Regions from separate parts of the Mus musculus genome. Here region 2 is linked to region 1. Evidence: chromatin loops called from intact Hi-C (ENCODE). Cell type or tissue: heart. All regions are shown on one strand. Each heading gives the region's core, and the rest is flanking DNA. Links, peaks and the distances in the headings are about the cores only.

The links. A loop is a pair of places that touch in the nucleus more often than their neighbours do. Peaks named below come from ENCODE experiments on the same cell type or tissue, not always from the same donor. Only the 100,000 strongest peaks of a DNase experiment are listed, where the experiment ranks them.
Region 2: it touches region 1 in a loop (2.6-fold over the local background); 3 of 42 quality-filtered maps call a loop at or near these places.

Annotation. Positions count from the first base shown.
Region 1 is chr7:30,660,799-30,676,053 of GRCm38, reverse strand. Haus5 (HAUS augmin-like complex, subunit 5) reads left to right here and starts at 11,060. Exons shown (of 19, transcript NM_027999.1): 1 at 11,060-11,223; 2 at 12,769-12,831; 3 at 12,927-12,959; 4 at 13,094-13,118; 5 at 14,080-14,185; 6 at 14,266-14,425. The coding sequence starts at 11,126. Pmis2 (PMIS2 transmembrane protein) reads left to right here and starts at 4,449. Exons shown (of 2, transcript NR_027849.1): 1 at 4,449-4,554; 2 at 4,874-5,332. In heart, for the core only: CTCF peaks have their summits at 5,968 (motif pointing left) and 6,629 (motif pointing right); a DNase peak (open chromatin) is centred at 11,043; H3K4me3 peaks cover 1,500 bases; H3K27ac peaks cover 1,245 bases.
Region 2 is chr7:30,585,174-30,599,428 of GRCm38, reverse strand. Kmt2b (lysine (K)-specific methyltransferase 2B) reads left to right here and starts at 10,703. Exons shown (of 37, transcript NM_029274.2): 1 at 10,703-11,074; 2 at 12,102-12,174; 3 at 12,400-14,255. The coding sequence starts at 10,712. It overlaps Zbtb32 (zinc finger and BTB domain containing 32), which reads left to right and starts at 6,487. Exons shown (of 6, transcript NM_021397.2): 1 at 6,487-6,517; 2 at 7,464-8,372; 3 at 8,560-8,633; 4 at 8,728-8,796; 5 at 8,909-9,073; 6 at 9,222-9,748. The coding sequence starts at 7,561. The coding sequence ends at 9,499. It overlaps Gm32082 (a long non-coding RNA gene), which reads right to left and starts at 10,650. Exons shown (of 3, transcript XR_003946734.1): 1 at 10,110-10,650; 2 at 9,824-9,910; 3 at 9,070-9,215. It overlaps Mir3569 (microRNA 3569), which reads right to left and starts at 10,049; the gene lies at 9,992-10,049. In heart, for the core only: a CTCF peak has its summit at 9,819 (motif pointing left); DNase peaks (open chromatin) are centred at 9,388, 9,818, 10,418, 14,068 and 1 weaker place; H3K4me3 peaks cover 3,301 bases; H3K27ac peaks cover 2,897 bases; H3K27me3 peaks cover 355 bases.

The DNA.
Region 1 (15,255 bases), core at 3,514-11,513:
AGACAGCTGACAAACCCGTTTGGTGCAAACGAGTGCTTTTTCTATTCCTGTTGCATTGCCTCGTCCCCTGAGGTCCTCATGGCTGATTTCTCTGGGAGATACGATCTTTCTAGTGTCTGGGATTGCCCCCTCTCCAGATGGCACCGGTTCTGAGTGCAAGGCCTTCCCTAATGTGTCCTGCAGTCTAGAGAGTCCCACCTTTTCTGAAACAAGGGCTCAGTTGAATAGCAGACTGCCTGTAACTTTTAAACCCTAGAATGAACTGGGAATTTCTAGACAAGTAGGTATCAGCTGCCTGATTGAGAGGACAAGGGTCTGGCGCCTCCTGCTTAACCGTGATTCTCTGATAAACTCCAAATGCACCTCATTCTGAAAATGGACTGTAATGATTTATTTCTTATACTAGTTGTGATGGTTAATCCCTATGCAGGCATGCATGTTCATACGTGTTTGGGTGCACATATGTGTGCCAGAGGGTGTGTATGTGATGTGTGTATATATGTGACAGAGGATGACATTAAATGTTTCTTCAGTCTCTCTATGCCTTACATATTGAGGCAAGATCTCTCACAAGAACCCAGAGATTGCCAGTTTGGCTTATCTGGCTAGCTAGCTTGCTCTGGAGAACACCTATCTCTACCAGCTATGTACTGGGAGCAAAAACAGGCCACTACCCCAGTCAGTGTTTACTTGGGTGCTTGGGACCTGAACTCAGGTCTTCATGTTTGTGGAGCAAAGTCATTATTACCTGAGCCACCTCCACAGCCCCTTGACTGAAGTTGGAATCACCTAGGGAATACAGTTCTTGAAGGCGATTCCATGGAGTAGAGACGAGCCACTCTAAATATGGGGGACACCAGCCCTTGGCTGAGGTCTTGGGCCGATAAAAAGAGAAGAGGAGAAAGTGAGCTGAGCACCAGCGGTCATCTCCTCTGCTTCCCACTTTGAACCAAATCATTCCATGAAGAATTTGCTGACTTCAGAACTGTGGCTCGCTGCTGTTATTATTAAAGGGTTTTAAAGGTGCTTGTCTGTAATGCAATACAGTTATAGCTGGGCCTGATGTGTAGGCAGGCCTGTACTCCCAGATATTTGGGAGGCTGAGGCAGGAGAATTGAAAGTTCAAGGCATGCCTAGGCAACTTATGGAGACCATGCCTCAGATTTTAAGGGGGCTGCAGAGATAGCCCAGCAGTCAGGAACATTTGTTACTCTTGCAAAGGACTCAAGTTCAATTCCCCAGCACCTATATACCAAGTGACTCACAACTGTCTGTAACTCCAGATCTAGGGAATCCAATGCCCCCTTCTGGCTTTTGTGGACACCTTCACAAACACACACACACACACACACACACACACACACAGACAGACACACACACTAAATCTTTTAAGCGATCCATGATGGCCCAAATCTTTAATCCCAACACTCAAGAGATAGAGGCAGGCCAGCTGGGTCTACATAGCAAGTTTCAGGCCACCCAGGGCTACATAGTGAGAACCCATCTCAAAAATTAAAAATGCTTGTTTAAAGGACTACAGATGGAAGTGGGTGGGTTGGAGAGCAGGGGGAAGGGGATAGGGGATTTTTAGAGGGGGAACTAGGAAAGGGGATAACATTTGAAATGTAAAGAAAGAAAATATCTAATAAAAAAAGAAAAAATAAAGGGCTACAGATATAGCTCAGTGCTAGAGTGCTTGCCTGAAAAAGATGAGCCTCTGCATGCATGTGTGTACATGTGTGTACACGTGTGCCCTACTCAGCTGAACCCCAGTGGTATTATATGAGTGTCCACTGATGGTTATCACATGAATCGCTAATTACCACGTTGCTTGAAAAATATGATTCATTTTCCACCAGAGCACAACAATCTCCATAAGCTTACTTACCGACTTGCAGGTCTATGTGCCAGCTTTCCGGTCAGGATCTCCTATGGTTAAAATAAGGTGTTCCCTCTGCTAAATTCTCATTCAACATTCAGGCCGTCTTCCAAATGAATATGGTCATGGCTGATTTCAGAAGCCTGCTGTTCCTGATGGCTAGCTAAAGGTTTGTATCCCTTACTATGTAACTCCTTATAGCTTCAAGTCCTAAACAAGCAGCTTTCTTTTGCATCCAGTCCACAAGTCTCTTTGGTCAATAAGACCAAGGTCCTTTAAGAACTCACTTTATTATTTTAGCCTCACAACCATATTCTTTCCAACACAAGGTCAACTAACTGGTGATCCCCCCCCCCCCCAAAGACAGGGTTTCTCTATGTAGCCCTGGCTGTCCTGGAACTCACTCTGTAGACCAGACTGGCCTGGAACTCAGAAATCTGCCTGCCTCTGCCTCCCAAGTGCTGGGATTAAAGGTGTGCACCACCACCACCACCCGGCTCTGACTGGCAATCTCAATGGCATCTGCAGAGTTCCTTCATAGTTTCAGTAACTGACTGAATAACTAGCAAGAAGTATATTCGTGAGGTGCCGCAGACCCTCTTGGGCCCCTTGTCTGCGTTGAACGGGTCTCTGGGTGCAGATGGGCAAGGAGTCGGCGAATGACAGACAGATGCACACAGGAGATTGTGTAGAATCTGAATGTATTGTCACAAAGTGAGTACCAGTCTTATATAATACAGAAAATAAAGGGGGTAGAAAGTCACAGCAGGCAAAGTACATTGAAGTTGCCTGACACAAAACAAAGGAATGACTTCAAAAGGACTTACAGGAACCAGGTAAATGTTCACAGTAAAGATAAAGCAGTCCTGCCTAGGGTCAGCTTAGTGACAGGTAAAGATTTCACACCCTAGTCACAATTATTGCTACCTCTTTGAGCCTTGTGAAAGCTAGCACCAGGGGGTTCTGCTCTAGCAGACCTTCTCATGAACAATGCAATACCACAACCCCCCCCCCCCATTTCCTAGGCCCTGATAAATTCCTGTATGAGTGTAACTTTTAAGTATCTGTGGAGAATCTCCATTTGTCAGAAGAATTCACCAACTTACTTCTAATATGCATTGTAGCCTGCTATACCTGGCTGTAGTGAAGATCCCTGTCTCAGTGGGATTCCCTAACTTTTACATGGTAAACCCACGGATTAGCTAGGCCATTGTGTTTGGGTGAGACTGGCTACTGCCTCAAGTAAACACTCTGCAGACCAGCCCTGAGCTATTATGGCTAGGTTCTTTGTAATGCCTAATTAGTTTCACTGTCTCTACTAGAAGTAAATCTGAATGTTACTGAATAGGTAACCTCACTGGATTCCTACTGAATTCCCAGTTTGTCGGCTTTAAGGTCTTTCTGGGACATTGGAACACTGGCGAAGGCTTAGCTATGTCAGAATTCAATCTTTAAAGGCACTTATAATAAGACAATAGTAAAAGAGAGCACGTGGATCCATACACCACACTAACGCGGGGATAGGGTATGAATATACGGATTATGAGAACGCCAAAGTTCCAGGAGGTGAGTTTCCTTGAAACTCTTTGCCTCATGAGTGCTCCCAGGCTTCTCGGCCTGCCAAGCAAACTTCACTGGAGTGTGCGTAGCAGTGAGGCAGCAGGAACCTGGGGCAATCTGAAGAGTACACCCTGATGACTTCCTATGCCATTTGTATTTTTATAAACAGTTCTGGGGGACTAAAACCATTGAGCTATATCTACATTTAAGTGGCATTCCACTTTAAGGCAGTTCTTACATACATACATACATATATACATACATACATACATACAATTTTTCTTCCAGATATATAGGGAGTATGTCTGCAATCCTTATACTTCAGAAGGCAGAAAAGAGAGGGTCAAGAGATCAAACTCATTCTTGGCTGTCAAGTGAATTCCAGGCCAGCCTGGGCTATATGAAATCCTTTCTCAAATGCTGGGATTATAAGTGGCCACAGCTCACTCGGTTCTATCTATCTATCAATCTATCTATCTGTCTATCTATCTATCTATCTATCTATCTATCTATCTATCTATCTATCTATCTATCTACCACTTATCTTTCTTTCTACAGGTAAGATTTTGCTATTGAGACCTGGCAGGCATTATTTTGAGACAGGGCATCACTATGTAGTCCCAGAACTGGCTGTGTAGACCAAGTTGGCACTGCATTTACAGAGATTGGGAGATCTGCCTCAGTCTCTCAAGTGCTGTGATTAAAGATGGTCGCCACAATGCCTGGCTAAATCTAGCTTTCTCACAGGTTTATCTACCTACTCTTCTGAGGCCTTCCTTCTCCTATCCCTTGGTACTCGGCAGAAGAAAGAGGCAAGAGGCAGACTTTCCCACAATCAATCCCTGTGAGGGTACAAGAACAAAGTTGTCACAGCACCACACTTCCTTGGCACCAACTGTCTAAAAACAGCGCGACCACGCCCACCTCTTGAGAGTAGCCAATCAGGACTGGAGATGTCCTTACAGCCATTGTGAAGAATGTCCTTTGACTGCGCAGCTCTTAGGATTCTGGGTAGGGCCCGGGGAAGTTCGGTGGATCTGGGTCTCTATTTTCAAGACACCAGGATCTGTCATTGAGTGAAAAGATCATGGATACAGACGAACAAGGAGCCCCAGGTAGGAAGCCACTAGACCGTCCACAGACTCCAGATGAACTGAAATTTTACGCTCGGAATTATGTCATGCTGGCTCTCTTGGCGATGATTCTTTTCCTACCCTTTGGGATATTAGCCATATACTTCAGCATCCAGGTAAAAGTATCCCCGCCCCACCCCCCGCCCGCCTCCACTGCTCATCCTATCCTCTGCTTGCCACCTGCAACTGTTTGTGTCCTAGGTCTTGGGTCGGGCTCTTCCCACAGTGGCTATAGGGCTCCAACCCTCCTTCCAAGAGCTTCTTGTCTCAGAAACCCATACTCATGCTCCTACCCTTACAGACCAACGAAGCCAATAAATGCAGCAACTGGGAAGACGCCTACCGGAACTCATCTCGAACTATGTGGTTTAATATGTTGGCCATAGTAGCCTTTGTAGGCATCATTTATATACTTGTCCTAGTCCTATGAAAGCTACACATCAGCATCTACGGGCTCCTCCCCCAACAGACATGCTCACTTAGACTTTGACCAGCCATCAAGAAGAAACTCAGAGCTTCAGAAATGCCCTTGCCAAGAAACCCACCAACCAAAAAACTCAACATCCAAAAAACGGCCCCAGGCAGGCCACCTGACTACACTCCACCAGTTCATTCTCATTTGTCTTCCACGGCTGTCTAAAAGCATCTTGGAAGTCCACATCTCAAGTTCTAAATCTGCATAAGCCACTGAGCTGCTCTTTCATGAAAAAAAAAAAAATCACATTTCTGAGCCCAATAAAATTGAAGGGAATATCCCGGCTTTGCCTGTGTCTGGGTGTAGATGTTTCTCTGGATCAATAATAGTTTCACTGGAGCTATGTTGGCTTAGACCCTGTGAAAGTCAGACTGCAATAATGGTGCCAGGCTCTGTGGCACACATTTATAATCCCAGAATTTGGGAAGCAGAGACACTTACAAACACACACACATATTTTTTAAAATTGCACGTCTTTGATTTCCTGAACCTGTTTTTGTTGTAAAGTATACATAATAATTCATAATAAGATGGGAGTGTGTTTAGGAATCTGAATGTGTGTTTACTCTACATGACTTCCCTCTCAAGCTGAGGTGCTGGGCTTTTGGTGTCTCAGAGCAGGAAAAAAACAAAAAGCAAAAAACCAGAAACCTTGGCCACGTGTGCTGTCACATGACTTTAATCTCAGCACTCAGGAGGCAGAGGCAGGATGGATTTATGAGTTTTAGACCAGCCAGAGATAGTGAGTTTCAGGACTGCCAGGGCTGTGTAATAGAAAAACCCTATCTTGGGCTAGCAAGATGGCTCAGCGGTTAAGAGCACTGACTGCTCTTCTGAAGGTCCTGAGTTCAAATCCCAGCAACCACATGGTGGCTCACAACCACCCATAATGAGATCTGACGCCCTCTTGTGGTGCATCTGAAATCAACTGCAGTGTACTTAAGTATAATAAAGAAATCTTTGGGCCGGAGCAAGCATGGACTGAGAGAGCGGGGTTGACCAGAGTGAGCAGAGGTCCTAAAAATTCAATTCCCTTCAACATGAAGGCTCGCAACCATCTGTACAGCAATAGTGTACTCACATACATGAAATAAATAAATCTTAAAAAAAAAAAAAAAAGGTTCTTTGGAGCAACTCCCTTCTGTGTTTGGCAGTTCAGTTCACAGGTCGGCAGCAGCAGCTCCATCCACTTGCAAACACTTCACAGATACACTAGCAGTCCAGTTCAGTAGAGTCTGGATAGCAAACGAGAATCAGTAGAGGTGGCACTACCTAGCAGAGACAGCCAGGCCTTGAACCCTCTGGCTGCACAAGTATAAGTTTGGATCAGCAAACCCATGTAAAAGCCAGGGATTGTGGCCTGTCTGTATCCCAGGAGGAAGGCACAGATCCTGGGAACTCACTGGGCTAGTTTAGTTGGCAAGCTCCGGGTTCTGTGAGCTTTGTCTAAAAAAAAAAAAAAAAAAACCTAAGTTGGCCGACAGTAGAGGCAAATACCTACTGATGACCTCTTACCTCCAAACACTCACAGGCTAGCACAGGCACACACCCACTAACACAGATGAAGTTGCTGTTAACTACCAAAAGGTGGCAGTGTTGCTCACCTACTTGTCAAATCACAGCTGTCTTGTTTTCTTGTCCAGGGTTCCATAGCTGACTCAAGTTTCCCTCTTTTGCTTCATTCTTCATAGTACCACAATTGGTTTCTCTGAGTAGCCCTGTCTGTTCTGGAATTTGCTCTGTAGACCAGGCTGGCCTCGAACTCAGAGACCTACCTGCCTCTTCTCCCTTCCCAGTAGTGGGTTAAAAGCACTCCCTACCATGCCTGGCCCAAGATCTCTCTCTCTCTCTCTCTCTCTCTCTCTCTCGCTCTCGCTCTCGCTCTCGCTCTCACACACACACACAACACACACACATTTATCTAGATGATATAAATATATAGATGATATATAGATATAAAATTTATGTGTATGAATGTATGTCTGTGTATGTGGTGTCTGCTGGGGCCAGAAGAGGCCATTGGATCCCCTGTAATTGGAATTATAGGATGTTATGAGCCACCTGACATGGGTTCTGGGAACTAAACTCTGGTCTTTTGCAAAAGCAGTTTATCAATCAGTCTAGCTAGCTAGCTAGCTATCAATCTATTAATCAATCACTATTAATCATCTATAATTACCTATTATTTATCACCTATCTATCATGTGTATTTGTGTGTGTGCTTTGAGACAGTCTCAGACCTACATAGCCCAGGCTAGCCTCCAACTTGATTTGTAGTTAGGAATGACCTTGAGTTGATCTTCCTTACTCCACTTGCTGAGTGAAGGATTACAGTAAGCACAACCACAGCCAGTTTATGCAGTGCTCGGGACCGAACTCCAAACTTCATGCATAGTACACCAGCTACACTCCCTGACTCCTTAGCCCTGTGAAATCCATCCTTATTCTTGGAACATCCCCCTTCTTCTCTTACAAGTTTGAGTTGTCAACTCAAACTATGGGAGAGGTTCCTTGGTTTTGTTGATGGGTTTTGTATCTTCTGTCTGAGACCAGTTGATATTAGGATGTTCTCAGGGCCAAGGAAGGCTGAAATGAATGGGGTATTTATTAAAAGCTGAAAGACAGAAAGCAGTCCCATCGCCTGGACTGGTTTATATCAGCTACAGCAAGTCAAAGCTCAGTAGCCTGCAATCTACAGGTGATCCCTGGATGTCAGCCAAGTGAAAATCTGCTGTGACTAGAAACAGAAGTTAAAAATTTCTGGTAACTGGGGAAGGAAAGAAGTTCCACGACCAAGGAAAAGTTCCATTTTCAGGAACAGGCAGGTGTGCTTATGTGGATTCAAGTCTTGGGACTTCTTTGATTCCCTGAAGATTACGTGAATTTTTCAGTTCATAAAAGGAGGTATATTAGCACTACCATTGTATTAAAATAACAGTGTAGAAGAAGCAGTCAACAAGTATCTGCAAGACAGCAGAAATAGACACATGTCTTCAAGTCTTAGCAAAAGTATAAAACATGTTTCTTTAGTGAAAAGTTACATCTACAATCTGTTTATCTTTTAACACGAGGTCTGTGAGCAAGGCAAACCCATTTGTCCTCTGTTAATAAGAGACCTAGTAGCTTTAACTAGTTAATGAACTGACTGACGAACTGACACAGTGGGTGATTACCTGGATCAGGAGCTAGTTGCCTGTTGTTCCCTAGCTGACAAGCTACAGTTAGCCTAGCTGTCAATGTGATCAGAGAACTGAGAAGGATAAATTATAGTCTATATAACCTATGTATCCATTAAAAAGACAGAGACTAGTCCATAGTCCATTCCCTAGCCAGTCGTCTCAGACTGTCTGCATGGCTCTGGGAACAGAGGCAGTCATTGGACATTAGGCCCAAAGATGAGAGGCTTCTCTGAGGAGGAGAACATGGGAGAGACTGACCTCACCTTATCTAGGCAAAGTAGGATAATCAATTCTTCCATGTCTTGCTTGTCCAAAAGGGCTGAGCCCTAGCAGTGGGGCAGTCTTGCCCAGTGGTTAGCATTACCACAACCCAGATGGAGTCCTTTATACACCAAACCCCTGTGCCCATTATCTTCTTGGAAACCTTGGCAGGGGGTGTCACTGCTAGGATCTGGGAGTCTCTGTCAGTCATAATAAGTTTAAACATCTTAAATGACATATTCAAAAGATCTCTAACAGATTATAGCTGGTACCTACCAAACATACCTGAGTTAAACCATCCTTCTCTGCTTTTAGTGTTTATCATGACTATAAATATACTTCTGAAGATATTGAAGAATTTGATTATATTAACTTGCATTTTTTAATTATCCTCAATAGTTTACAGTAATTTAGTAAGCTTCATAAGATTAGAACTTCACATATTATAGCTGTTATGTTTAGATTTTTTTCTTTTACGTTTAGATTTAAAATAAGGATTTTAAACTGGACTTCTCTTAGTGTCAAAACAAAGCTTTTTAATCCATAAAGAGACTGGGAACGTTTCTGACCTATATATGGTGTGTCATTGTAGAACATAACAGTTTCCCATATGACTCAGTTTATTAAAAAACTAGTTTCATAATGCTAGCAAAAGCAAAGATAGACATATATTCTTAAATCATCTGTCAGCCTAAATAGACCTTAGGCAAGGAGAGACATCTCTAAGCCAGTAATGTTTAACCTTTTTTAATGTTGTAAGCCTCTAAAACTTTTTAAAGGAAGTTTGAAATCTCTCAATTGTGTCTTTGCAATATCAAAATTAAGTATTTTTTAAAGAGCAAAGACATAGAGCATAATCATAATTTTCAGAAGGCAAAATCAAGTTCTAATAGTGTAAACCATTTAATCTTTCTAAAATTAATTGCAAGTGGGTTTTTATGTTACGAGTGTGGCTGTCTGAAAGGTACATTGCTGTACATACGTGCATGGAGGTGCAGTTTTTATCTTAGTAAAATTCTATAAACCTGGATTTTTAAGATAAGACGGGGGCTAGAGAGATGGCTCAGTGGTTAAGAGCACTGACTGCTCTTCTGAAAGGTCCTGACTTCAATTCCCAGCAACCACATGGTGGCTCACAACCATCTGTAATTGGATCCGATGCCCTCTTCTGGTGTGTCTGAAGACAGCTACAGTGTACTTACATATAATAATAAATAAATCTTTTTTAAAAATTAAATTCCTGCATTCCAGGAAGTTATCTGGTTCCTGAGCAGGTGGAGCTTGCAGATTAATTTGGGGAATTACCGTACTGCATGCAGGCAAAAAAACATATACTCACAAAATAAGATCTAACATATCTTAAAATATATAGAAAAGTTAGCTAAATTAAAAATTAATAAAATGAGCATTAAGTCCATTGTCTCTCATTTGTTTCTCATTGAATGAAAATCAGGACAATGTTGCGGTAATTTCTCACCCCAATAAGCCCGTATAAAAAACACACAACTCAGTTATAGTTATAAGCTATATGCCTAGATTGGGCAGATCTATCACTGTACTAATCTAGTTGCCAACTATGAGACTTCTTGCTACTTGCGGCTTCTCCAGGCCATGTCTCTCTCCTCCCTCTCTGAGACTGGGAAGAAGGCCCAGTGAGATCACCTGAGTATGCGCTCTGCTCATTGTAGAGGACAGCTCCTCTTGATGAAGCAGAATAAACATCAAAATACAAATGGCGCCAGGGCAACCCACAACAGGACAAGAATGCTCCTAAGTATGGGTGAGAAGGATTTTACTGTAGACATGAAGAAGAGTACAGCCAGAGGCATCTGGAAGAGTTCAGACTGAATATAACCAGCAAAATAGATGGGGCCACGAGAGGAGAGGTGGGGAGTGGGGCGGGGGCGAGCTAAGAAGAGAAGACTTGGAGAGAGGGTTCCAAGAGGACCCCGAGGGTGCTTGGGAATAAAGAGGGGAGTGGCCAAAATGGCTGAGTTATGAGAATCTGAAGTGGGCAAAGCTCGGGGGCTAGAGAGATTCGGTGTAGGGGCGGGGTATGCCAGGCAGGCAGGATGACTCTGTAAGAGGTTGTTGTGAGAAGGGCCTGAAGGAACCTAGAAGCTAGCATAGACCTCGATATGCCAATAGACGCCACCAAAGGCATAGATTAATGGAAGAGTTCTATGTCCCTTCTGCCAAAGACGAGGAGAATGACCACTTTTAGCAAGTAAAAACGATTTTCTTAAGTCCCTGAGAGAATGATGGGTTTTGTCTAAAAGCCCGAGTTTGGGAAAAGGAAATTTCTTGCACGTTCCCACCCGCCGCCCCCTTTTTTTCCCCAGGTAGAGTGAAGCTTTTAGAACCTTCTGCCTCTTACAGTGAGTGAAAGAACAAAGGTGGATAAGCGGGTGTCTGAATTTCACCCCATCCTTTTCATTTTCATTTACTAACCTACATACACTAGAGCGCCAAGAGCCGCTACGGGTAGCGGCCCGGTACAGAGAGACCCGTCAGCCGGGACCTGCTGTCTGCTTGGCAACCGGTGACATCTCAGCGTCGCGCTCCTGACGTCATAGATGGGCGCCATACTTAAAGAGAGTGCGGGAAGCTGCGACTGCAGCTGAGCTCTGTGACAGCCATGGAACTAACGCAGAAAGAGCGGGAACTGAGTCGCTGGGCTGCTGAAGAGATGGAGGTGCCCCTAGCAGCTCGCCCCCGGGAGTCGACGCTGCGTAGGTGAGGCTGCTTCTGGAGTAAGGTCTCCCCATCCTGGAATTAGCCTCGAGGAGTAAGATCACCGCCCTGTTAGACCCCCGGGGCCCAGGTGTAGAGAACGCGACCCCCAGAAACACAGCTTGATCATAGACGCTGTAATAACAAGAGGTTTTTAATCCGACGCACATGAGGTTGCTCAGCCTCGCAGGGAGAGTCAACCCCGATTGTCTAAATACAGCTAATTTATACTTTTTGTGAAAGGGCTCACACAGCTATTTTATTATTGGCTAATAAAGCAACAGTATAATTTTAATTTGGCAGAAAACTTTGTCAGCAATCAGCAAGGTCAAAGCAGCTTGTAGTTTTCCTCAGAATTCAGGCTGAGGAGGGCTAGGGAGGTTTTCTCAAGGATGGTCATTTCTGGCAGCTGTGGTCTTTATGACCACTAGTCTGTCCCTGCAGATAGGGAAGGGGCCGGGTGGTCTTGAATTTGTTTACACTGGCAGGGAAAGAGAAGAATCTTTCTTTCTTTCTTTTTTTTTTTTTTTTTTTTTTTTTTTTTTGAGTTTCTCAAGACAGGGTTTCTCTGTGTATCCCTGGCTGTCCTGGAACTCACTCTGTAGATCAGGCTGGCCTAGAACTCAGAAATCCACCTGCTTCTGCCTCCCAAGTGCTGGGATTAAAGACATGCGCCACCACTGCCTGGAGAAAGGGAAGATTCTTTAAGCAGCAGGAGACAGCTGAAGATAGAGAGTGGCTGCTGCAGACAGCTTGCAGCAGGAGACAGAGATAGGGGAAGCAAGCTCTGCAAATAACTTTGGTATACATTAATTAAGCTAAAAACTAAGCCGGGCGTGGTGACGCACCCCTTTAATCCTAGCACTTGATAGGCAGAGGCAGGTGAATTTCTGAGTTCGGCTACACAGAGAAACCCTGTCTTGAAAAGACAAAAACAAAACAAAACAAAATATTAAGCTAAAAACTATATTTCTTCCCAGCACTCGGGAGGCAGAGGCAGGCGGATTTCTGAGTTCGAGGCCAGCCTGGTCTACAAAGTGAGTTCCAGGACAGCCAGGGCTATACAGAGAAACCCTGTCTCAAAAAACCAAAAAAACAAAACAAAACTATTATTTCTTTATCCCTCATCGAGAATGAGACAGATCTGCAGAATAAGGGGGTTCCTACAGCACCTCACCTACCCACTCTTACCCTAATCAAAGGTGACACTAGGCAGTTGGCAGTGGCTGTTCTATTGGGGATCAAATCTGCAGAAACCAGTAGCATATGACCCTGTTATGAAAGACCATTTCCTGGGGTGGAAACCTCTTACACCCACCTCTGAAAGTGACTACAACTAAACCTCTCCTAGAAGAAATAGAACCTGTCATGGAATAAGAATACCCTCAGACTTAGGGAGAAGGCCACCCTCTCAGTGACAACCCCCAGGCCCACCCACCGAAGTGAGAAATCTTGGAACTTTCCACCACCATAACTGTGGAGACAGTGGAGGGTCCTCCTCTCCTCCTGGGCAATGCTCCAGTCATACTCTATGCTGTATCCCTTCAGGCTGTGTCTGAGTCAGGGCGCTGACATCTGGGCCTACATTGTGCAGCATGTGCGTAGTCAGAGGTAAGCCAAACCTAGTGCAGGGGAGGGGGTCAGAGAGTGGGAAAGGCACAGGGAAGGCCCACAGCAACTCCTCTCCCTTCATCTCTCCAATGCAGGAATATCAAGAAGATCCAGGGAAACCTCCTCTGGTAACTGCTTCTTAAATTCATTGATTCCTATCTTCACCAGTTTTGTCTAGCCTTGTCCATAACCAAGGCCTCTACTTCCTGCCTTCTCCCCTGGAAGCCCCAGCCATCTCCTAACTCTATTCTCTTTTCTCTAGGCATGCCTATCAGGACAATCCAAAGGTAAGAAGCCTGTGTGGTTAATATTCTCCCTCAACCAATAGTCAGCTTGCAAATATTCTGCTCTAGGCCCTGGAGGTGATGGGTCTGTCAGGAACACCATGTTACAAAACAACCCAGATCTTTGCGCTCCCAGGGATTGCGATCCAGGGTGAGCCAGGCACGAGATGGGGAGCAGTGGTGTATGGACATGGGGCATTGGTGTTGGAGAGAGGAAGGTCTTGAGTCCTATAGTCTCAGCACTCAGGATGAAGCAGAAGGGTCAACATGAGTGTAAGGCCAGCCTGGGCTACATAGTGAGACATGGTCAAAAGTAGACACAGTAAACAAAACTGCTAAAAGGAGAAGGATGAGTTTGTCAGAGCTGCTAAGGAATTCAAGGAAGAGGTCAAGACTAGGAGGGGGACCTACAATTAAGAGCATTCGCTGCTCTTGAAGAGGACTTATCCCAGCATCCAGAGCAGATGTCTAACAGCAGACTGTGATTTCAGTTCTAGGAGATCTAACACCTTCTGGCCTCCACTGGTACCTGTATGCATGTGGTACACCGACATACATTTTTTAAAAAAATGGAGGCTGAGTATGTTGGTACTTGCCTGTTATCCCAGCACGTGGATGCTGAAGAAGACTGTGAATTTAAAGGCAGTCTGAGCTAGTTTACACACCAAAACCCTATCTCAATAAAAATAAAAAATAATTTTAAAAAAGCATCTGACAGAGATGTAGGAGTCACCCCACAGACAGAAACCAAGAAGATAGAGAGGCAATTCCAGGAGGGAGAGAACCAAGTAGATTCTTAGTGCTTCTATGTCAGACCTGAGCCACTTAAACAAAGAAAAATCTGTCAACCATCTCCCAGGAGATGAGGAGAGAAGCCGAATGCCACCCAGAAGGTAGTACAGCCAGGCTAAACTCCAAGGAGTCCAAGCATCTGACCTTCTGACCCTCTACCTGATCCTATCAGATCCATCGGAAGTTGGAGCTGGAAGCCACTGTGGCCCGCCTTCGGGCAGAGAACCAAGAGCTAGACCAGAGCCTGGAGCTGATGGATCAAGAGTCTGAAGCTCAGGGTGACTCATGGGGCCAGCCGGATGGGCAGTGAAACCCTGGGTGACAAAAGTGTTGACAGCCATCCCTGTTCCTCCCACAGATGTAGCTATGACACAGACACTGCAGAGCCTGAAAGACACCCAGCATCGAGCTCTTCTCCTCCAGGCCCAAGCTGGGGCTGTACGAAGACAGCAACGTGGGTTGCAAGACCCCATGCAGCGGCTGCAGAATCAGCTCAAACATCTGCAGGACATGCAAAGGTGGGGTTCAGCCTCCCCAAGGAGGTTAGACATTCTCCTCAGAAATCCCTGTGTTCTGCCTGATCCCTTCCTTTCAGAATCATGAGCTTCCAGCCATAGCATAAGGGCTGTCAGGATGGGCAGTTTTATTATCTTGAGCGCCTGGATTTATGGTGCCAACTGGATGTCTACAACACTGGCTTTGGAGAAACAAGTGAATATACAAAATAAGGCCCACCTTGCTGGAGCTGATGTTCTCCTGCATAGAAGGCAGATAGGAACCTAGGAACTACCTCATAGCTTCAGGTAGATGGAAATCCTGGAAGGGTCATAGGAGTTTATGTGCATGCATGCAGGTGTCCATTGGAGGCCAGAGGGCATCAGAGTCTCTGAAGCCAAAGTATAGGCAGTTGTGAGCTAGGTCCTTGTGAGAGCAAGAAGGCAAGAAGTGTTCTTAACCACTGAGCCACCTCTCCATCTCTCCAGCCCTGACTTGCTTTTAAAATTTATGTTCTATGAAATGTGAGTCAGAGTCTGACTAAGTTACCTAAACTGGCCTTTTTTTTTTTTCTTTTTTAGATTTATTTATTATGTACAGTGTTCTGCCTGCACGACAGAAGAGGGTGCCAAGATCCCATTACAGATGGTTGTGAGCCACCATGTGGGTGCTGGGAATTGAACTCAGGACCTCTGGAAGCGCAGTCAGTCCATTCAACCTCTGAGCCATCTCTCCAGCCCGAGATTGGCCTTAAATGTGTTTTGTAACCACAGCAGCTGTGCCAGCTTCCCACAGTACTGGGACCACAAGCCTGTGCCAGGGCTGCAGACACTCACTGTGTAGCCCATGTTGA
Region 2 (14,255 bases), core at 6,256-14,255, 79 kb after region 1:
TTTTGATGGAGAACATGAAAATAAAAATTTCTTGATTGTTTATGTCCGGCTTTATTTGGATTTTGCACTCACCAAGACACAAACTCCTTGCGTTAGGTTACGTCCTCTCAATAGATTGTTATTTTCCACATATTGTAGGGGGTTAAGAAGAAAGCTTGAATTTTCAGATTGGAGGTGCTCAAATAGCCGGGCATAAACAGGAAAGATGGTAGTTTCCTTAAGTTCGTGTTGAAGAAGTCTTCAAGGTCTTTAATGGTGACAGAAAGGTCAGAGTAGGCATAAAAGGGCAAAATCTGTAACTAATCAACACTGTTGGCTGGCTACGTGGCAACACCGCATCTCAGCTTCACGCCTTGCGGCTTACACACCTCCAGGCCAATCAGACTCAAGGCCCGAGTTCCACAGCCAATCAGCTGCAAGGAGAAGCCAGCTGCTTCCCTGGCTGGTCAGCACCCAACAGGCACCAATAAGAAAAGAGCAGAGCCAGAGCTGCAGCCAATCAGTGTCTGCATCAGGATCAAGCGCACTGAGGCTGTGCACGCGCTGGCCTCGAGCTCCTGGGCTTGCGTCGATCCCCATTTTGTAACGGCCACTCTGGCCTGAGCAGTCCTTAAAGTGGGTGAGGTTGATGTAGGAGGAGACCAAACTGGTGAGTGCTATGGCTTTTCTTCCTTTTCTTTGTTATTGCGCCTACCCTAGAGAATGCTAGGGCTGAGGTGGGGGTGTCCTCGAGGGACATTGTTGAGGATCAGAAGATAGAGTTAATGGCTTTAGGTTGTGTGGCTCTTGGTCATTTTTGGACCCAGGTTGGTCAGGAGAGGCAGCATGCCCTCCGACTTTTGTTATGGTCCCGGAGGCCAGCTTATGCTGAAGTGGGAAAAGCCACCAGCACTGCTGGGCTCTGGCAACTGAAGGGAGAGGCTTGTGGTTCCCTGGTGTGCACGTGGTGACGAGTTTTCTGGGGGTTTTAGACCCAGCTTGGGCTGAAGTGAATGTTCATGAGGTTGGAAGCTCACTGGGAAACTATCAATATCCGTTTTCCCAGGCCTCACAGATGGTTGTTTTCCCGACTTGAGGTTGAAGTGCCTCGGCATTGGATCCAGAGTGGACACTGTGATCAGGATGTTGGCCCAGTGGTTCTCTGGAGGTTCTGGAGTGAAAGCCTCTACATCCCAGCCAAACGTATTGCCCAATAGGAACGGATAACTTCCCCGATTGGATCTGTGGTTTTTCAAATTTCGGGGGTGCCCAAACCTTCCCATGCTCTTGACCTATAAAGTATAGAGCAGGCATACCAGTTGTGCTGGCCTGTGGAGAGAGTTGTGTGAGACCCTCTGTGCTTTAGGGAACCGTCTTCACTGTGATCTTTTACATTGCTAGTTTTGGTTGAGACAGGGGTTTGCTATGTACTTCTAGTCTGTCCCCAGTCCTGTGATCTTCCTGCCTCAGCTTCTGGTGATGGAATTAGAAGCCTGCATTCCATTCTTGGGTCACTGATCCTGTTGTTGTTGTTGTTGTTGTTGTTGTTGTTGTGGTAACTTGTGGGGCAGTGTGTTGATACCTAATTTCACTTGGCTGTTTTGTAGTATTAAGGTCTTTGGGGTACTTTGGGGATACATCCAAAATATAGATATGGAAGACAGAGCTATGATTGGGCTTCCACGGTCTGTTTGCTCATGAAAATCACCAGGAAATGTGTGCACATGTGTGTGTATATGTATTTAGTGGGACAAGGGCTACAGGGATTGCAAAGATGACAAGAATAGGCACGGGCTTCACAGCATCCTGCGGGATTCATTTTGTTACTTGTTCATATGTGAAATTGTATGCGTGTCTGAAATGATCAATGTAAAAAGAAGAGCTGCTCCTGTGTCTGGGTGGTGAGGTCCTGAGAGGTTAAGAACCACTGGAATAGAGCAGACTTTATTCCATACTGTGTACGGATTCTGAGTGAGACCACAAATTACCCATTTTCCCCCATGCTTGCTGTAGGTCTTATATACTAACCTGCACATCCATCCCAAGTCAATACAGGACCTCAAGTGTGTATATATGTTTATAGATAGTCCACTCTCATGGGTGCACAGTTGAGGCCCATCTGGACCTAGGGTGTGGGCTCAGCATCTTTTGGTCCAGTAAACTCTGGACTCTGGATTTCCAGAATATAGTCTAGGTGTGTGTATCTGTCTGTGTGTGAGAGTGTGTGTGTCTGTGTGTATGTGTGAGTATATGTGAAAGTTTATGTGTATGTATGTTTGTGTATGCACATGTGTAAATGAGTGTGTATATGTAGTTCAGTTCTCTCAGCACACAAGTGGGTTTACTTTCTTGATGCCCTGGGACTCTTCAGCCCACAGGGAGGAACATAGCCCAAGGAGTCCAGAGTGGGGCCCTCTGCTTGAGTTTAGGTAAATACTGATATTTAGCACTCATCTTGAAGCAGCCTTCACAAAGCGGCTGAGGATTTGGCGAGAGTTCAGCCCCATAATTAGACTGAGGACAGGATTGTGAAAATGAGTTGGTGCCTACGGTTTCTGACGGCTAAACTATCACAGGGTCTTTAGGATCCCATTCAGCCCCTTCAGGCATCGACTATACTTTGTTCTTGGGTTAAGCCAAGTGCCAGTATTTTTTTTTTTTCTTTTATTATTTATTCCTATGTGCTGGTTTAAGGGAAGAAAGGAATTCACCAGAGGTGTCTCTCTGCTCTGGTATGCGTGGGACATACTTGTCTCCAGTGAACAGCTCAAAAATTCCTCTCAGATTTGGATAATTGGATAATTTACACTTGTAAATACTGTGGGGAGTGTGTGGACCTTCATTTGGAGAAAATGTTTTGTTGGGAAGATTTTTATTTTAACAGTTTTTTTTTTTTCTAAGTTGAATTCTGTTCAGCTTGGCTTGGGAAATGGACTCAGTATTTAAAACCCCTGGGACAAAGGGATGTGTAGTGGTTCATACCTATAATCCAAGCTCTTGGGAGGCCGAGGTGGGAGAATTGACGAAGACCAGCCCGGGCAGTCTGGTAGACAGTGAGATTCTACCTCAAAACTGAAAAAAGTGAGGGAAAATGAAAGGAGAGCATTTTCATAAAGCAACCACCCCTGGCATGCTGTGAAAGGTCTGAGTTTAGCTGTAATATTTACATAGAATCAGTACTTGTTACCTTGTTACATTAAGCTGGGTTTTGCACTACAATCTAAGCTTTGTTTTTACACTCGGGCTGTGTGCTCTGAGTACCTCACACATGTTCCTTATAGTTTCATTGGTCAATCCTACTGGCAGGAAGAAAATGTCAGACCTCAAGTTTGACTCGGTAATACAGGTATTAAAGAGAACAGAAAAGCTGGGTATGTCGGCTCATTCCTAGAACCCCCAGCATTTGGAATGCTACTGCAGGAGGAGTTCCATGAGTTTGAGGTCAGCCTGGGTTATAGACCTTATCTCAAAGAACAAACTAACAACAAAATAGTACGGCGATCATCCCTCCTTTCCCCACATATTTCTCTTCCAATCATATGTCCAAATCTATGCACTTTAGCTTCTGCCTGGACACAGTGTGTCCTAATCTGTGAGCTCTAGACTCTACTACGCTAGGGAGATGATGCTCTCTGAATGATCCTGGGAAGCAGGAAATAGGGACAATTGTGTTTATTTCAGACAGGGCCTCAATATGTTGTTCAGGTTGACTTCAAACTCACAATCCTCCTGCCTTAGCCTCCTGAGTGCTATGATTGCCAGCAAGTGCCACTTTTCTCAGGGATGAGAGACATTACCAGAACAGTATGTCAGGTTCAGTATGTCAGAGGCCAGGTGCAGCAGGGTAATTAGTTTGGGAAAGGATTGAACTTGAAATTACCCTTCATAATAAGGAGCTTTATTAGGATGCTGAACTTGCTACGCTGGGGGTATGATTGGGTCTTGCAGTGGGAGAGCATTATGAGAGGTGTGGCATCACACTATGGGTAGAATGTAGAGGGTGTTGAAGGGAGAGTGTTCTTTCAAAATCCTAGAGAGGTACTTTCTTAGGAGAGATAGCCTCTATGTACCGCATAATGGGGATCCTGAAGAAAAGACATCTAATCTTAGAGGATCCGACTTGTCTAGGTTTTTTTCTAAGGAACCAGGAGGTTCCATTCCATGTGATTTAGTGTAGCATGGTCTACGTGACTCCTGGCATTACATGGAGCCAGATATTAGATGGAACCATGACCTTATCTTGCAGTTGCACTGGGGGAGGGTCTGCAAGGCCATAGCACAGCAGGGCTTCCGAACTCTGACCCAGAGAGCCATCGGGAGAGCAGCAGGGGGATGTGGCTAAATGTCTGAGGGATAAAGGCAACTACAGGGTCTGTGATCCTGGCTCTACTCTTGCAAGTCAAAGTGCACGCTGTTGGATCTGTTTCTCCTATCATTGCTTAATGCCAAGTGTCTGTGATTACTCTTCCATGGCTGTAGGAAGAGGCCAGGGAAGGGACCCCAGTGTCCCCAGCATAAGGGCTTAGGTGCAAAGGGCCCTGAAAATACCTCTACGGGCGCCCCCCCCCCCTCTCTCTGTAAGGGATAACCTTACTGTGGGAAGACACCAAGTGGGAAGTGGGAGGCAAAATGGGGTTTCCTATTCTTCAGGGCCTTTTGTTTACTCATTGGGGAACCCCCTGGCTCTTTCCTCAGTGCTCTGAAAGCCTACTGTCAGTCCTCACAGACTATCTTTGAGTGGTCCCTACTTTTTGGTCATCAGTGGGTGAAGCATACTAGTGGGGCAGCTGAGTCACTGGCAGAAGGGAGGGACTTCTTCCATTGGGTGATGCGGCTGCTGTCAGACCCCAGTGCCTTTCCCGCTACAACTTTGCCCCACTTCTTGTTTTTAGAGACTGTGTTTTTGTGTTGGAGGAAGGCTTGTATCTGTTTGTACATTTATCAGAAGGGCTGGCATTTAGTATGCCTTTTACATAGCAGTATCTAGTATGATCCCAAGTGCATGATGTTAGGAATTAGAAAGCTCAGAAGTGGAAAATATTTAACATTCAGAGGAGCAGATGAACACAGGGTTCCATTTGCATTTTCCCTTTCGCTCTGACTCATCTTCCCCTATCTCCACCCTACTAACCCTTCACCAGCCTCACCCACCGACACACCCTGTCTGATCTAGGAGGGTCGCCACCTGCCTGCACCCAAGCTAGAATCGGAGGGAAGGCATCCTAGGTCTGGAGGGATAGAGTAATAGAAGGCTGGACTGAACATCTTGGAGTCCTGGAGCCAAGGGGGAAAAACAGATCTGACTGTTCGTTATTGGCTCGAGGAGGGGCCAGAAGCTAGGGAGAAACCTCAGGGGACTCAGCTCATTCTGGCACCACAGCAGCCCAGCCAATGTCTGGCCTGTCTCTCCTCTCCGTATTTACTCCATATGTATGACAGATTAGACACCTGCCATGAATGAGAAGAGCAGCTTAGGATCAGATTGGTAGAATGGTAAAAAACAAAACATAAGTAAAATAAATTAAAAGGAAACAAACAAATTTGAGTTTCAAAGGCTTTTTATCCCTTCCTCAATTTAAAGAGTATCAAAACTGGGCGTGGTGGCACTGGCTGAGACAGGATGATAGAGATTTCAAGACCAGCCTGAGCTACACAGGAAGAAGACATATGGGGGGGGGGCGCTAAAGGTGTCAAAAGAGGTGGAAATCTCTAGGGACCTTGACCCCTTGAGCAGAAAATGAAAGAAACCCCTGGTTTTGATTTCAGAGAAATGTCATTTGTCATCAGCCCAAGAAAAGGAGATTTTTCTCTTCGAAGACCACCACAGGCTTCCTGGGGTTGCCCCCCTCAGAGTCTGCTGGGAGGATCTGAGTCACACACACCTAGTCTTTGCTGTGGTCCAGAGGACAAGGGTCAGTCTCATAGAGGAAGGGGGGCCTGATGAACTAAGCCAGGGAAAGGAGGAGCCTTGGCTTTTCCTCTGCCTGCTGCTTCCCATTCTGTGTTTCTATGCTTACACTTCTGAGGTATCACAAGTGCTTTTCCAGCTACTCCTTGCTATGGCCACCTCCAGGATGTAGAACTAATAGCAGCTGAATGCTGTGTTGTGCTCACAGACTGCTTCCTCATGCATGGCACTTCATTTTCACCCCCACCTCTGGACGAGACCATGACACTTGATGCATGAGGTGACTGAGGGAGGGATGACGTGCCCAAGGTGACTCAACTAGTAAATGGCAGAGATGAGGCTTCAACTCTTGACTATCCCAAAGTCCCTGTCACCACAGGTTCACATCTTTGACTCTACAGAACTCACAAGTGAATTAGACTGAGGAGGCAAGGCAGTCCGGGTTGTTAAAAGTAGATCTGTAGCCTCTCTTATAGGTCCTAAGCAGAGACAGTAAGCCACACCCCTCTAGGGGACTGTGGCAGACTAATACTTGGGATGACTGAGGACGGGGTGGAGCTAACTGGGGGTAGGTGGGCAGGAACCCCAGGAGCAGTAGTGAGCATGCGGTACTAGGAGGCAGCTACAGAGGTGAGTTACCATCCCTCTCCCCAGCTGTGCTTTTCCTCCATTCCAACCTTCTTTCTACTTCCTGCCACCCTGCATCCCTCACTCCAAGGTGTCTAAGTAGTTCCTCATTCCTCTCTCTGCCTCCCCCACCATGCTGCTTACTCATGGAGGGTCCACACCGAGCTAGGCCTGCAGGATGCTAAGACTCGCAGGCTATCTCTCTCTGTGTCATGATGGTTTTGATGTGTGATTAAAGTCTTGACTTGTTGAGCACTTTCTGAGTCTTAGTCTTTTGGCTTATGAAAAACAGAACTCAACCATTCTTTATCCTCCTTGTGAGAGGAAGTAGCTTCCCTTTCCCCAGTCTCTTTTTCCTTTCTTTCACTTCCTCAGGCATCAAAGCCTTCTCTAAAACTCTTGTGTGACTCCCTTAACCCACTGGATGGAGATCTCTGCTCTTTTCCAATCCCTTCTCAGAGGGTGTATTCTAGAAGCTTCAGTCTTGCAGAGACAATTGTGTGACGCCTTAAGAGTCTTTTGTCCTGCCATGTGAGCTGTCTTGATGCCTTCTCTGGCTTTCTGGGCTCATGTTGGGGGAGGACCCAAAAGCTGTCTGAGCTCTCTCATGAGGTCGCATCTTCCTCCATTCATAAATGCCAGGTTTGATGCAAAGTGTGGAAAAGGCCAGGCTGTTCAGAGGCTTTCCCTGCAAAAGAGCCTGGGGAAGCCAAACCTTCCTTAAGCTGGGTGTTTGCTAACTATACCAGCCCTAAACCCACTATCTGATACCTCTGCTAACTGCCTGGCTGTCGTTCTTCAGGCCCCAAACCTAACCTCTGGCCCAGTGTGCATTCTCCTAGTGTGGCATCCCCACAGCTGGCCTTTGGCTTAGTTTATTTGATTCATTCAGGACAGACAGCACCAATCTGAGCCCAGACACTCACTCTTTCTCCCTTCCCCTTCACAGGCCAGAGAGTATGCGGTTTCTCTCCCACTTCAATCATGGATCCCCCATTGTGGCTTTCCTCTCAGAGCCTGTGAAACTGGTAGATTAGCCAGGAACAATGCCCCAGACCCCCACAAGACTAATCAGCCCATATGGCTCTGATAGGTTGGTACAGTTAGCGGCTAGACTCCGGCCAGCACTGTGTGATACCCTGATCACAGTAGGGGGCCTGGAGTTCCCGGCTCACAGCCTAGTGCTGGCAGGTGCAAGCCCAAGGCTTGGCTGCAGGGGCCGGTGGGCTCTGGTTGAAGACATAAGCCCTTCCACCTTTGCTCAGATTCTGACCTTTGTCTATGGAGAGAGTATAGAGCTACAGCCTGGGGAGCTGGGGGACCTTGAAGAGGCAGCCAAAGCCTTGGGGGTACAGGCCTTGGAAGAGGCCTGTCAGAGAGCTCAAAAGGGCAAGGATGAAGATGAGCTGGATCCAGGACTGAAGAGGCACCAGCAATCAGAAGACTTCATGAGGGGCTCTGAGAGAGGACTTGGGAGTCCTGGAGAGAAACAGAAGCCAGAGAAGGATTTTAGAAGTAATGGGAGAGAACAGGAGATGTCACACAAGCATAAAGCACCCGGAGAGAGGCCTGAGATGGCAGGAGCAACTAGGATGATGAGCTCAGAGGAGGTCATGCGAGGTATCGAGAGCCACAAGGGCTCTGAGGAGAGTCTTCGTGGGTGCCCTGATCCCCTTTCCCCACCAGGTTCCCTCCTAACTAGCCTCATTCCCAGGCCCTGGTGGGCTGAAGTCCCTAGGTTGGGGGAGGGCCAGTCGGCCTTGTGGAGCATCTTGTTGTGGCCCTCCAGATACGGTGCTCCCTTCTCCCATAGTACCCCCATCACTGCGGCCTGGCAGGTCCGGCCTCAAGATCAGAGGTGAGTGAGAGGCTTAAAGGAGGACATCTAGGCAGGGAGGGAGTGGCTCCGGAGAGGCAGCAGTGATGGTTGGAAGGGTTCAGTGTACATTTCCTGAGTTAGAGACAACAAATATTGTCATCACAAGACAGGCCAGAGTCAGTTAGGTTCTCAGGCTTTGCCAAGACTGTAATTCTTCTCCACCCAGGATCCCACTGACCTTGAACCACTCCAAAGCTCTCTGGAGTCAGAATCAGCTGGCTTCCTCTAGCCCCACTCCAGGTAAGCCCCTCAGTATTCCACACAGGGCTTTTGCCCAGTGGCTGGGCTCCAGGAGTCCAGCCTTAGCAGGGCCCCTACTTCACTCTGTTTCCAGGATCTTTTCCCCAGGGCACTGAAACCCTCAGCCCTTGGCAGATAGAAACGTCTGGGCAAGGGTTCACAGGTAAGTAGGGTGAGAGCTGCCGCCTCCCCTCTCCTCACCAAATCGTTTAGACATTGTATTGATTCGGCCTCAGGGATTCTGTCTGGGTCACGCCATTTCTCTGTCCACACAGGCACACTGGCAACCTGTGTGAGTCAGGAGCGCACACTGAACTGCCCATCTCACCAACACCCTCCTTTACCCTCTCCTGCTCGCTCTCGGCCCTATTCTTGCTCTGTGTGTGGAAAGAGGTTTTCACTCAAGCATCAGATGGAGACACATTACCGAGTCCACACAGGTATGGGCATCCTGCCCAGTGTGAATTTATCTTTTTCGTTTCCATCGCCGGCCTGCCAGCTCCTCCCTTGCCCTATTGCTCGACGCACCCCTAGCTTGGAGAGCCTTCGCCCATTTCTTCCTTCTCTGGCTTTCTCCTCCACCTGTAGGAGAGAAGCCCTTCTCCTGTAGCCTCTGTCCTCAGCGCTCCCGGGATTTCTCTGCCATGACCAAGCACCTGAGGACACATGGGGCTGCTCCCTATCGATGCCCTCTGTGCAGGGCTGGCTGCCCTAGCCTGGCCTCCATGCAGGCGCACATGCGTGGCCACTCGCCCAGCCGGCTGCCGCCTGGATGGACCATACGCTCCACCTTCCTCTACTCTTCCTCGAGGCCGACCCGGGCCTCCAGCTCTCCCGGTAGTCCTACCTCCTCTGCTGCCACCTGACCGGGTGTTGGTAGCTTCTCTGGCTTGACAAAGAGTCCAAAGAATGAAAGGCAGAAGGGCTCAGCTAGGGCGGCCTGGCAAATTTAACCACAGAAGAACTGCGAGACAGGAGCTACGAACCCTTCCGGGACAAGCGAGTTGCAGAAGCCTCGGCCTGGCGAGCCCGAGTTAAAGGACAATTAACTCGGTGAAGATTAACTGGGGACTGTCAATTTCATCACTATAATAAAGTTTCCTGTGCTCCAGTCAGGACGAGTCCAGACTTTTCCTCTGTGCTAGGGGGTTTCCACCCTTGCCCTGTAGCGGCCCCTGCTGGCCATTCACCATTCAATAAACAGAGGGTCACACTTCTCCTTCCGGGGGGCTTCGTATAATTCCCGAGGGCAGCACGCGGCAAAGGCGCTCCAGACCCTGCGGGAGAGGAAAGGTGGCTTTGAGGCGCCCCAAGACTCTGGTTCCTCCCACAGCAATCTACCGCGCGCGTAGTCTAGGGCTGGAGAGGAGCGCAGACTGAGGTCCGGATTTCGACCACCGGTCTGCTCTCCTCCGAGTAAGGGACGGAAGACTAGCCTCTCCAGCATCTCCCCTCCGCGCCGGGCAATGCGGCTACCGGGTTGCGCCTGGAAGTGAGACTAATCCAGCGCCGCCGCCCTCCCCTCAGCCAACGCCTAGCGCAATAGCTAACTTCGTCTACTGTGTGTCCGTCGGGTTCCCAGGGTCCGAAGCCAACGGTACCCTGGGAAGGACCCTGGGAATGGTAGTCCATGCAGGTCGCTAGTTCCGACTAGAACAATGGGAGGAGTCTGAGCCGGGAACCACACCTCCTGGAGACCAGGAACTGGTTCTCCTGGTCTCTGTCGCCAACCCGGTATTCCCAGTTCTCGCGCCCCAGCTGTCGGCGGAAGGAGCAAGGCGACTGGACTACATTCCCCAGAAGACCTTGCGCCTCCCGCTCTCAGGCCGCGACGCGGGGTCCGCTCTTCAGGTGCGGCTGGAGGGTGACGGCCGACCGGCCCAGGACTCCTGCTCCCGTGGTGCCCCGCGCGTGGCCAGCCCAGCCCCCGGCTCCTGCCCGCCCCACAGCGGCGCTGGTTGTTGTCGTGAGCCGCAGCCGCCCCGCTTTGCCCCTCCTCCCCTCCTCTCCCCTCCCCCCCGGCCCTGCGCACGGGCTGCCCCTCCCCCCGCCTCCCCGGCCCCTCTCACGGTGCCAAGATGGCGGCGGCGGCGGGCGGCGGCAGTTGCCCCGGGCCTGGCTCCGCACGGGGCCGCTTCCCGGGCCGGCCGCGGGGTTCCGGCGGGGGCGGGGGCCGCGGCGGCCGAGGCAACGGAGCCGAAAGAGTGCGGGTAGCCCTGCGGCGCGGTGGCGGCGCGGCGGGGCCGGGAGGAGCCGAGCCCGGGGAGGACACGGCCCTGCTCCGTTTGCTGGGTCTTCGCCGGGGCCTGCGCCGGCTCCGCCGCCTGTGGGCTGGTGCGCGAGTTCAGCGAGGCCGAGGCCGCGGCCGGGGACGGGGCTGGGGCCCGAACCGAGGCTGCATGCCGGAGGAAGAGAGCAGTGACGGGGAATCCGAGGAGGAGGTGAGGCGGTCGGAGGTGTCTCTAGCGCCGGGTAGGGCGGAGGCCAGGGGCTTGCAGGGCTCCGGATAGCTCCGAAGGGTGTTGTGGACAAGTGGGATTCTCGGGGCTCCTGGAAAGAAGCACGAAGGAAGCAGGCTGCGTGGAGCGTTTGGGTAGCTAGGGCCTTTGAAAGTGATCAGAGAAACCCTGACTGCAGCTAGACGCCTGGAGCCCAATTGGTGTCCTGAGCTGATCTTTCGCGGTAGCAATGGCAGAGCAGGACAGGAGTGGGTGAAGAGGCCATAGGGATTGCATGCCGGACCAGCGGTGGTTGACAGCAGCAGCGTGGCCTTAATTGACCAAGGCTAGAGAGCCTCCTGGGCTCTTACTTGCAGGCTGCCTCCTTGGCCCTTAAAATCCGCGACATATCCCTGCCCTGGTTCCACCAGGGCCCCAGTTGCTCTCTGGTTCTAAGGTAGAGTGGTGGAGGCTTCTTAGGCGCGGGTTGAAGAGGGATAGAATGAATGCTGAGTCTTGAATCTGGAGTGAGTGCAGTCATGGTTTATCCCTCTCAGCCTTTTGGAGAAGGCAGGAGGGTGTGGATTCTATTGCTTAGGAGAGCTAGCTGTCCTCTGAGGGCTCAGAGTGGATTCTAATATGATAAACCATCTGCTCCACCTCTCATCTCCCCCAAACACTCCCCATTTTTAAGAATGCCCTGCAAGGGTGTAAATGGAGGACCTACTTTGTTTTAAGTTGGAATTAGCCCTCATTGTAATGCCTATTGCTTAACTCGAGGAGACCCTCTAGTGTTTTCTTCTGGGCTAGTGAATTACTGATGGCTGTGCTGGAATGGTCTGGTTCAAGAACGCCTTGTACCTTTATTCCTTCTGACCTTGCCTCAGTCTTTTAAGTTCTTTGGTAAATGAGGAGGAGTATGTTAAGGTGGACGATAACTATCATATCTGCAACACCTGAAGCCCAGATGGAACCAGGGCTTTGGTACTGACTGCTGTTTCTCCCCTTCACCCTTGGTCCCCTAAATCAGGAGTTTCAGGGTTTTCATTCAGATGAAGATGTGGCCCCCAGTTCCCTGCGCTCTGCGCTTCGGTCCCAGCGAGGTGAGTGATGGGGAAACTCTACCTCTCTAGTGTTGCGGGAAGGTTCTTGCCCTTTGTGTTCAGCTAGTCTCTACCAGTTACTGAGTGTCCTGTGTTCAGTCCAAGGTAGCCTGGGCTGTGGGGAAAAACAGACAAGTAAGACTTAGTATCCTGTCTTTCTGGGGTGCTTTTCTTAAGACTGAAGGGCCAGTTTGACCCATCTCCCCACAACTGTTCTCCTTTTAGGTCGAGCCCCTCGGGGTCGGGGCCGCAAGCATAAGACGACCCCCCTTCCTCCTCGCCTAGCAGATGTGACTCCTGTCCCCCCAAAGGCCCCTACTCGGAAACGGGGTGAGGAGGGCACAGAACGGATGGTGCAGGCACTGACTGAACTTCTCCGGCGGTCCCAAGCACCCCAACCCCCCCGGAGCCGGGCACGGGCACGTGAACCCTCTACTCCCCGACGGTCTCGGGGAAGGCCCCCAGGACGGCCAGCCGGTCCCTGCCGGAAAAAGCAGCAAGCAGTAGTGTTAGCAGAAGCGGCTGTGACAATCCCTAAACCCGAGCCTCCGCCCCCTGTGGTTCCAGTAAAGAACAAAGCTGGCAGTTGGAAATGCAAGGAGGGACCTGGTCCAGGACCTGGAACCCCCAAACGTGGAGGACAGCCTGGGAGAGGAGGCCGTGGAGGCAGGGGCAGAGGCCGAGGCGGACTTCCCCTTATGATCAAGTTTGTTTCCAAGGCCAAGAAAGTGAAGATGGGACAATTGTCCCAGGAACTAGAATCAGGTCAGGGTCATGGTCAACGTGGGGAAAGCTGGCAGGATGCCCCCCAAAGAAAAGATGGAGATGAACCAGAAAGGGGCTCGTGTAGAAAGAAACAGGAGCAGAAACTGGAGGAGGAGGAGGAGGAGGAGGAGAAGGAGGGAGAAGAGAAGGAAGAAAAAGATGACAATGAGGATAACAACAAGCAAGAGGAAGAGGAGGAGACTGAGAGAGCTGTGGCTGAGGAAGAAGCGATGCTAGCCAAGGAGAAGGAAGAGGCAAAGCTTCCGTCACCACCCTTGACTCCTCCAGTCCCTTCACCACCTCCTCCTCTACCACCCCCTTCAACATCTCCTCCACCTCCAGCATCCCCTCTACCACCCCCAGTTTCTCCTCCTCCCCCACTTTCCCCTCCCCCATATCCAGCCCCAGAGAAGCAGGAAGAGTCTCCTCCTCTTGTCCCAGCTACATGCTCTAGGAAGAGGGGCAGGCCTCCCCTGACTCCTAGCCAGCGGGCAGAGAGGGAAGCTGCTCGGTCAGGACCAGAGGGCACCCTTTCTCCCACTCCAAACCCTAGCACCACCACAGGAAGCCCTTTGGAAGACAGTCCTACTGTGGTCCCCAAAAGTACCACCTTTTTAAAGAATATACGGCAGTTTATTATGCCTGTAGTGAGTGCTCGCTCCTCCCGTGTTATCAAGACACCCCGGCGATTTATGGATGAAGATCCTCCCAAACCTCCAAAGGTGGAGGCTTCTATTGTTCGACCTCCTGTTGCAACCTCCCCACCTGCTCCCCAGGAACCAGTACCAGTCTCCTCTCCACCTCGTGTCCCAACTCCCCCATCTACCCCAGTCCCACTCCCTGAGAAGAGGCGGTCTATCCTAAGGGAACCCACATTTCGCTGGACCTCACTAACCCGGGAGCTGCCGCCACCTCCACCTGCTCCTCCACCAGCCCCATCTCCACCACCTGCCCCTGCCACTCCCTCCCGGAGGCCCTTGCTCCTTCGGGCCCCTCAGTTTACCCCAAGTGAAGCCCACCTGAAGATCTATGAATCGGTGCTTACCCCTCCTCCTCTTGGGGCTCTTGAAACCCCTGAGCCAGAGCTGCCTCCTGCTGATGACTCTCCAGCAGAGCCTGAGCCTAGGGCAGTGGGGCGGACCAATCACCTCAGCTTGCCTCGCTTTGTCCCTGTGGTCACCAGTCCTGTTAAGGTTGAGGTGCCCCCCCATGGAGCTCCAGCTCTGAGTGAAGGCCAGCAGCTTCAGCTCCAGCAGCCCCCGCAGGCCTTGCAGACCCAGCTCCTACCCCAGGCACTACCACCACAGCAACCACAA